Regions from separate parts of the Mus musculus genome. Here all the other regions are linked to region 3. A link is a loop called in an ENCODE intact Hi-C map of the cell type or tissue named here. Cell type or tissue: left cerebral cortex. All regions are shown on one strand.

Evidence for each region. Hi-C counts contacts between places; a loop is a spot of excess contacts. Peaks named below come from ENCODE experiments on the same cell type or tissue, not always from the same donor. Only the 100,000 strongest peaks of a DNase experiment are listed, where the experiment ranks them.
Region 1: a loop joins it to region 3, with 2.4 times the contacts of the local background. A loop is called at or near these places in 7 of 42 quality-filtered maps.
Region 2: a loop joins it to region 3, with 2.1 times the contacts of the local background. A loop is called at or near these places in 5 of 42 quality-filtered maps.

The regions. Positions count from the first base shown.
Region 1 is chr5:122,175,215-122,177,714 of GRCm38, reverse strand. Ppp1cc (protein phosphatase 1 catalytic subunit gamma) reads right to left here. Exons shown (of 7, transcript NM_013636.4): 7 at 2,442-2,500. Among named protein-coding and RNA genes, the nearest start is that of Ppp1cc, 18 kb to the right of the region's middle. In left cerebral cortex, a CTCF peak has its summit at 1,042 (motif pointing right); a DNase peak (open chromatin) is centred at 1,114.
Region 2 is chr5:122,163,174-122,165,673 of GRCm38, reverse strand. The region is part of intron 1 of Ppp1cc (protein phosphatase 1 catalytic subunit gamma); the gene reads right to left. Among named protein-coding and RNA genes, the nearest start is that of Ppp1cc, 6.1 kb to the right of the region's middle. In left cerebral cortex, CTCF peaks have their summits at 309 and 1,381; DNase peaks (open chromatin) are centred at 295, 1,461, 2,210 and 2,344; H3K4me3 peaks cover 419 bases; H3K27ac peaks cover 2,500 bases.
Region 3 is chr5:122,234,139-122,236,638 of GRCm38, reverse strand. All of the region lies in intron 4 of Hvcn1 (hydrogen voltage-gated channel 1), which reads right to left. Among named protein-coding and RNA genes, the nearest start is that of Hvcn1, 26 kb to the right of the region's middle. In left cerebral cortex, a CTCF peak has its summit at 995; a DNase peak (open chromatin) is centred at 1,431; H3K27ac peaks cover 513 bases.

The DNA of each region.
Region 1 (2,500 bases), 59 kb after region 3:
ATGGATTCTTTTCAGTTCAGCTTTGGGCAGAGGTGGCAGCCTGGGAGGTCCTTCCTGGGAACTAGTGGGAAATGACCTGTGCTGTGTCTCGTTTTCTATAAAGCAACCCCACTGGCTTGGACCAGGAGTCTTCGGTTTCTCTCTGGATGATGCTGCCAGAGTGCACGGTATGTGTGGCCTTGTGAGCAGTCTTGAGTTAATCCTGCCAGGGAATATTCTAGCTGTTCTGTGGGCCCGGGGCAGGAAGCTAGGCTGGTATGCACCAAGACTGCACATCTGGTAAGCAGAACTGAGCTCAGCTAAGTTCCTCTAGGTCACCAAGTGGGTAAAAAATTAATTTCAGGGCTGGAGAGATGGCTCAGTGATTAAGAACACCGACTGCTCTTCCAAAGGTTCTGAGTTCAAATCCCAGGAACCACATAGTGGCTCACAACCATCCAATCATGAGAGCTGACACCCTCTTCTGGTGTGTCTAAAGACAGCTACAGTGTACTTAGATATAATAATAAATAAATCTTTTTTAAAAAATGAATTTCAACTATTTTCTGATTCAAGGCCACCAGCATCTCAAACCGAGCCTTTTTTCTTTTTTTTTTTTTTTAAGATTTATTTATTTATTATATGTAAGTACACTGTAGCTGTCTTCAGACACTCCAGAAGAGGGCGTCAGATCTTGTTACAGATGGTTGTGAGCCACCATGTGGTTGCTGGGATTTGAACTCTGGACCTTCGGAAGAGCAGTCGGGTGCTCTTATCCACTGAGCCATCTCACCAGCCCCGAGCCTTTTCTTTTGATTAAAAATTTAAAAATGTTGAGCCAGGCTTGGTGGCGCACGCCTTTAATCCCAGCACTCGGGAGGCAGAGGCAGGCAGATTTCTGAGTTCGAGGTTAGCCTGGTCTACAAAGTGAGTTCCAGGACAGCCAGGGCTATACAGAGAAACCCTGTCTCAAAAAAAGAAAAAAAGAAAAACCAAAAAAGAAAAAAAAATTTTTTTCAATGTTCCTGTGTGTAGAACCCCAAAGGCCACAAGAGGGCACTGGACCCTTGGAGCCTGAGCTACAGGGAGCTGTGCACCCCACCCTGCAGTGGGCCTAACTGCCCTGTGCTCCTCACTTTCCATTCCCCAGACATGTCTTCAGAAGCCTGGCCTCTGCCTTCTTCCTTCCAATCCATCCCACACGGACTCTACAGTCCACCCCCTCCCATGTCTCCCAAGCTAACCCAACAATGCCAATGATTCTCAGCTTGTCCTTATCCACCACCAAGTATCAGATGACAGATGGACTTCTTTCAGCCACCTGGGCTGGCCCCAACCAGGACACCCTTTCTTCCTGGATTAGCACTTGTCCCTTGGCCCCCAGTTTCACCTGTTACATAGGTGTGTGCTGTTTTTTTTTTTGGGGGGGGGGGCGGGGGGCTATACATGTATGGTACATTCATTCACATGTTTACTGTGAATATGAACAGAATGGTGGACTGTCTCACACCAGTTTCTACAAGTTTTGACACTCATTACTTCTAATACCAGGAAGCACCGTGTCCTCCCTCTGTGGTTTGGTTTGGTTTTTTTTTTTTTTTTTTTTTTTTTGGTTTTTTGTTTTTTGGAGACAGGGTTTTTCTGTGTTGCCCTGGCTGTCCTGGAACTCAGAAAGCCGCCTGCCTCTGCCTCCCGAGTGCTGGGATTAAAGACGTGCGCCACCACGCCTGGCTCCTCTGTGTCTTTTTATGTTGGTGTCAGGAAGACTTGCTCAGATGATGAGCTCAGAGGAGCACAGGCTGGTGTAACTCAGCAGAGACGCCCCATACACTCCTAACTGGGACTTGCTGTGGCTCTGCCATTCACCCAGCTAGCGAGCCAGAACCTGAGAGAAACGAGGCACTCCCTAGGTTACAAGTTACAAGGGTGCATGCAGACAGAGGAGGAAGCCTTTGGTAAACAGTGAAAGGCTTAAAGTGTCTCTTGTATCAACTTCACGTTTTCTCTGCTCAGGGCCCCATGACAGAAAGCAAACCACCTCTAGGGCTGATGCCCTTCAACAGCCTCTGACCTAATCAATGGCTCAGATTCCGACCATTAGGTTCAAGCTGAAGGAAGCAGGCTGGGATGTGGGAGTGCCCAGGGGAGTACTTGGCTGACCCTTAGGACCCACTGGCCAGCAGTCAGGCCAGACACCATCTAGGCCTGCCCTCCACCACCACACACAGGGTCTGAGGCCAAGACACTCCCCAGGAACCAGGGCTACCTGGCTTCCTCTCAATGCACCAGCAGCTTTAATAGACCAAGGCAGCAAGAAACTAAGGCTACAGGCAGGGCTCCAAGGAAGCCAGCCCCTCCCTCCTGCCAGGCTACTTAGCCAAGACCCAGGCCCCTCCCAAAAGGACTGCATATGGAAAGACAGGAAAGGATTCGTGGGGCCGCTGCTGACAGAAAGACACGAACAAGTTAACAAGCTTGCATTTAATAAGTCTGAAACCATTCTCAGCACATGGCATTGTAC
Region 2 (2,500 bases), 71 kb after region 3:
ATTTGCTGGTTCCAGGAATTAAACTCAGATGTCAGGCTTATGCAGCACACTTTATCCACCGAGCCTCTCATCAGTCCCCTCTGGGGCTATGCAGCCTAGGCTAAGCAGGCATGGCCAATTCTGAGATGGAGGTAGCCCTGCAGTGAGTCTTTGAGGGAAGGCAGGACAGCAGCTAAGCAACAAAGGCTTTCCTTTGCCACTGGAGCCAGACAAGACAAGCAGCACTCGGAGGAGAGACAGGAGGATTCCTGCCTCACCGGCCAAAAACCTGGGCATGCCGCCCAGCAGGAGGCTTATTTTTGGTTAGAAGGGAACTCCTGGAAGCTTCTGGTCTCAACAGGAATTTTCTTCAGGAGAGCTCTGCATTTGTGCACGAGTGGCCCACTCTTGTGTCTTTGGTGATAATCTTCGTATCTGGCTTCTCCTGGTACAGCCCACAGGCTTGCTTTGTTACATACATACAGGGTTCTACTGCAGAGAGCTAGCTGGGTGTTGCTAATATTCCTTGATTCTGAAAACATCCACTGCCATTTTTAGACAGTTTGAGTGCAATTTTTTTAAAAGATTTTTGAAACAAGGTCTTCCTATGTAGCCCTGGCCGGTCTTCAACTCAGGGATCTGCCTGCCACTTCGATAATAGGATTAAAGCTGTATGTCACCACAACCAACTGTTTGACACCAAGTCTCATTATGTAGCCCAGTCTAACCCTGAAATTTATGATCCTCCTGCAGCTTCACCCCTCTTCTCTAGCTAACAACACCCTGTCTATGTAGCATTCACTGACATAGCACATTCCACAGCTGGCAACAACTTCTCACCCTTCAGGACTTCCCAGACCTCTCTTCAACTGAGGCTGTCCCCTTCCCCAAGAATACATTATACTTCCTGAATGGCTGGCAACACCTGGTTGCCAACCAGCCCCAAGAAAACCTTGATTCAAAAGTCAGGGGTAGGGCATTGGGGGGGGGAGGGGGGGAGTGGTTGTCAAAATAAGCATAGGACTACAAGCCTTTTTTGCCAGTGAGCATTGGGTATGTCTTAAAGCTGCCAAATTGGCAAGATCTACTTTAGCTCTCAGTATCAAGCAATATGACTTTCCCACAATTAACACCCAGGACCTGTCCATCTAACCTTATTCTCTGGCTCTTACTATTGCTGGGTCAGCCTGCTGTTCCCAATGAGGCTCTTGTGTGTACCTAGAAAAGGGACATTTATTTAGGTCGGCTGGCAGCTAACAACAAAGGCTGTTCTGTAGATACTGCACTTACCTGGAACATCACTAACATCAGCACACAGAGAAATTTCACTAAAAATCTCACTGACAACAAACCCCAAAGTTCATAAACCCTGAGCTTAATCAGGTTACTGCTGCTGCTGGTAGTCTACTGCTGCTGCTGGTAGTCTGCAGCCCTAGCACCTCTCTAGGCAGCAGTAACTTTCCACAGTCTAGCAACAAGCAAGACAGCATGACAGAAGGAAGCCAAGGAGATGTACTGAGGGATAGAAAAGCCTCCACAGGGTTGGTAGCACCCTCAAGGCTCGTAATGCACCAAGCCCTGGGGTTCTGCCCCAGCATTAAAACTGGGCTGTGTACCAAGAGGATCGGGAGTTCAAGGTCCTCATCTACACAGACCCTCCTGGCCAGCCGAGGCACAGGAAACTCCATCTCAATTAAAAAATAAGTAATAAAAGGACAGGACAAAGCCCTAGATGAATTACAATGTGATTTGGAGCTAAGAGCTGCACAGAAGGGGCGAGTCAGCAGCCCTTGCTGTCTGACCACAACCTTACCTAAGCAGCCACTGCCAAGGCCAAGCATACATCTAGCCCCAGGTAGGCAGATCTGAGTCCAAGGCCAGCCTGATCTACATAGTGATGAGACCTTTTTTTTCAACAAATAAAAAACAAATTTAAGTCATTCCTTGGTGAAAGACTACCTTCAAGGTATTTTAAAAACATGTAGAAAAAGATCTCAAACCAAACAAACTTAGTACTCGCCACACTGAACACTTTCTTGCAAACTGAATTATTTTCTACAAAACATGCAAGCTAAAGAAACTCCTCAACAACTCCTTTTTCCCCCCAACAGCAAAAGTGCATGGCTCTCCCCACTGTCTCCCACTACCCTCCCACCTCGCTGGGGCACTGCTGCTGTCATGCATGACAACACTGATCTCCTCTACGTGGGCAACCAGGATGTGGCTAAAAAAGCTCCAACCAAAAAACGTCCCAAGGACGTATCTTGTTTTCTATAATGAACACTAAGCCATTTGAACACTGTATTTCACCGGGAGGCAGGAGGATCAGCAGAGTTCAAGGTCATCTCAGCTGTGAAGGAAGTTGGAGGGCAGCCTGAGAATCTTTCCACAGCTGAATGCCGCATCTCAGCATCAGTGCCTTGCACATTGGACCCCATGAGCTTCTACTTCCTGTAAGTCCTAAAATACACCCTTCAAAAACAAGGATGTCAGCAACCCTGACACAGAGGTGGGAAACATC
Region 3 (2,500 bases):
CCAGAAGAAATCAGCAAATTCATATGATAAGCGAAAGCCAAAGCATAGCCATATTGTGAGCAGGCTCACAGCACAGTCACCAAGCAGCATGAAGCATGGATCTGTGCACCGTGTGGATGAGCTGTGAGTGTTAACACTGAGTGCCCATGTGAGCCCCAGGTACAGCGCAGCCTGGGGTCCCGGTGGGGCAGGCTGGACAGGGACAAGAAGACTCGGAACTGGCTAGTGGGGGCCAGACAGTATCCCAGGTACTGTACGCCACAGAAATAGTTACTTTCCAATGATTAATTTTATATCACATGTCTGTCACCTGAAGTTAAAAGTGAGAAAGAGCAAGAAAAGACACTTGGCCTCTATGAACTGAACGCCCCTCCACCTGGCTGCTTTGTGTGGCAGGGAAGGTCACATCCCATCCTGTGGGGTGCCAACTGCAGGGTTCCATCAGCCTGCACTGGGACCGGAGCCTCAGCGGGCCACACGCTGGACTCTGAAGCAGCAATGGGCAAGTGAGCAGAGGGCTCAAGCTCTGGCGGCCCCTTGATCTAGATGAAAGCGCCAGACCCATCTCAAGCCTGCTGTCCCTAGAGCCTGGCTCACCCACATCTTCTCTTGCTTATGCCATCTCCTGTGACAAGTGACAGCACACACCATCACTAGGTCCTGCAGATCCTACCAGCAGACAGCAAGGATCCTGAACCCCCGCTCCTTCCTCCCATCCCATCCGGGGCTTCCATCCAAGATCTTCAACCAACCTGACCATGGCGGCCCCCACACAGCCCGTCCATGGCAGCCCCTGCCTTGGTGAGCAACCTTGCTGCTTTCTCCACAGGACCCTGGTACCCCTTCTCCACCCCCTACCCAGGCCACAGTCTCTTTCCATACCAGGCCCTTGACCAACTCAGGCCCCTGCCTGAAACATGCCTTTCTGCCCATAGGACCTATTATGCTCAGCTTTGAGCGTCACATGACAGTCACCACGACTACCTCCACCTCCAATTTCTGCCTGCAGGGGACATCTAGCAGGCTAAGCGGCATTTGTCTGTCATCCACAGTAGGTGGAAGACTGTCCCCTCAAACAATAAATACCTTTATGAGAGTCAGACCTAAGCCTGGCAGGCAGAGTGGTGGGGATGAGTCCCTTCAGAGGCAGGGACATGCAGGGGGCGGGGGGCGCTGGGGCTCCCTTTACAGCTGGAAGGAAGCAGGCTCTCTCCCTCTGCTCTGAAATTGCAGGTTTGGGATTTCAACCCCAACAACATAATACCACGTTTCCTGCCATAGCCGCAGAGGGGCCGGCAAGATGCAAGGGATGCTGGGTTGTTGGCTCACTTTAAGTGAGAGAAAAGACAAACATTTTTTTTTCTCTCCCTGAGAACAGTGTTCTTGGTGAGACCGAGGCTGCCTCTTCCTGCTTCCAGAAGGGACTTGGACTATGATACCCTGAGTGGCACCCCCAAAGTGCCTCCCTGAGCTACTGGACTCACCAGGAACTGACTGCCCCTATTTATTCTTTGGTCTCTTGCATTCTCCTGGAGGCATCCCTGCTTCTAGACAGCTGCTCGCCACCTCAGAGCAGAGACAGAAGCTTGCCCTTGTTCGTGGGGCCGGAGAGCTGGCTCCGTGGTTAAGAATGTTCACCGCAGAGGACCTAGGCTCAGTTCCTCAAACCCCCATCTGGTGACTTACAACCACCTAGATCTCTAGCTCCTGGAGATCAGACACCCCTGACCTCCGAGGGCTCCAGCATACAAATGATGCATGTATACACATATAAAAATCTTTTTGAAAAAAATTGCCCTTCACAATGGTAGAACAGATGGCTTGCAGAGTTCAGCTCAGCTTGTTTCTCTCTGCAGCCAGGAAGTTCCCCTCTCTCTCCCCCTGTGGTAGCATCTGCAGAGAGGTGGTGACAGTGAGAGTCAGGTGTGTGTGTGTGTGTGTGTGTGTGTGTATTTACATACATGTAAAAATCAGAGATCCACATTCGTGTCTACAGTTCCCCTATCCATTTCACTCTTTGAGACTGGGTAGCATTGTGTTAGACTCTCTCATGGAACCTGGGTCTCCCCCACTGGCCAGTGAGTCCCAAGGAACCTCTTGTCTACCTCCCAATGCTGTGATTGCTGGCACGTACTGCCACATCTGACATTTTCCCTGGGCACTGGGGACTCGAATTCAGGCCCTCATGCTTGTACAACAAGTGCTCCCCTCTCCCACCACCCCCCCATCCCTGTAACCACCTCCCAAGCCTCCCCAGCCTCCCTAGCCTCCCCAGCCTCCCCAGCCTCCCCAGCCCCACAGCCCCACATGCTCTCTGCTCTGAGGGCCAAGCATGGTGATGAGGTTGCAAAGCAGGGACCCTCATGCTTGTCCAGGAGTAGGCACTCTGGAATGAATGCTTCTCTCGTAGTACTCTGAGCATACACACTGGCCACAATGAAAGTAACTAGCATAAAATAACCGTTCATAGGTTGCCATAAAGATCCTCAGCAGTGGGTCC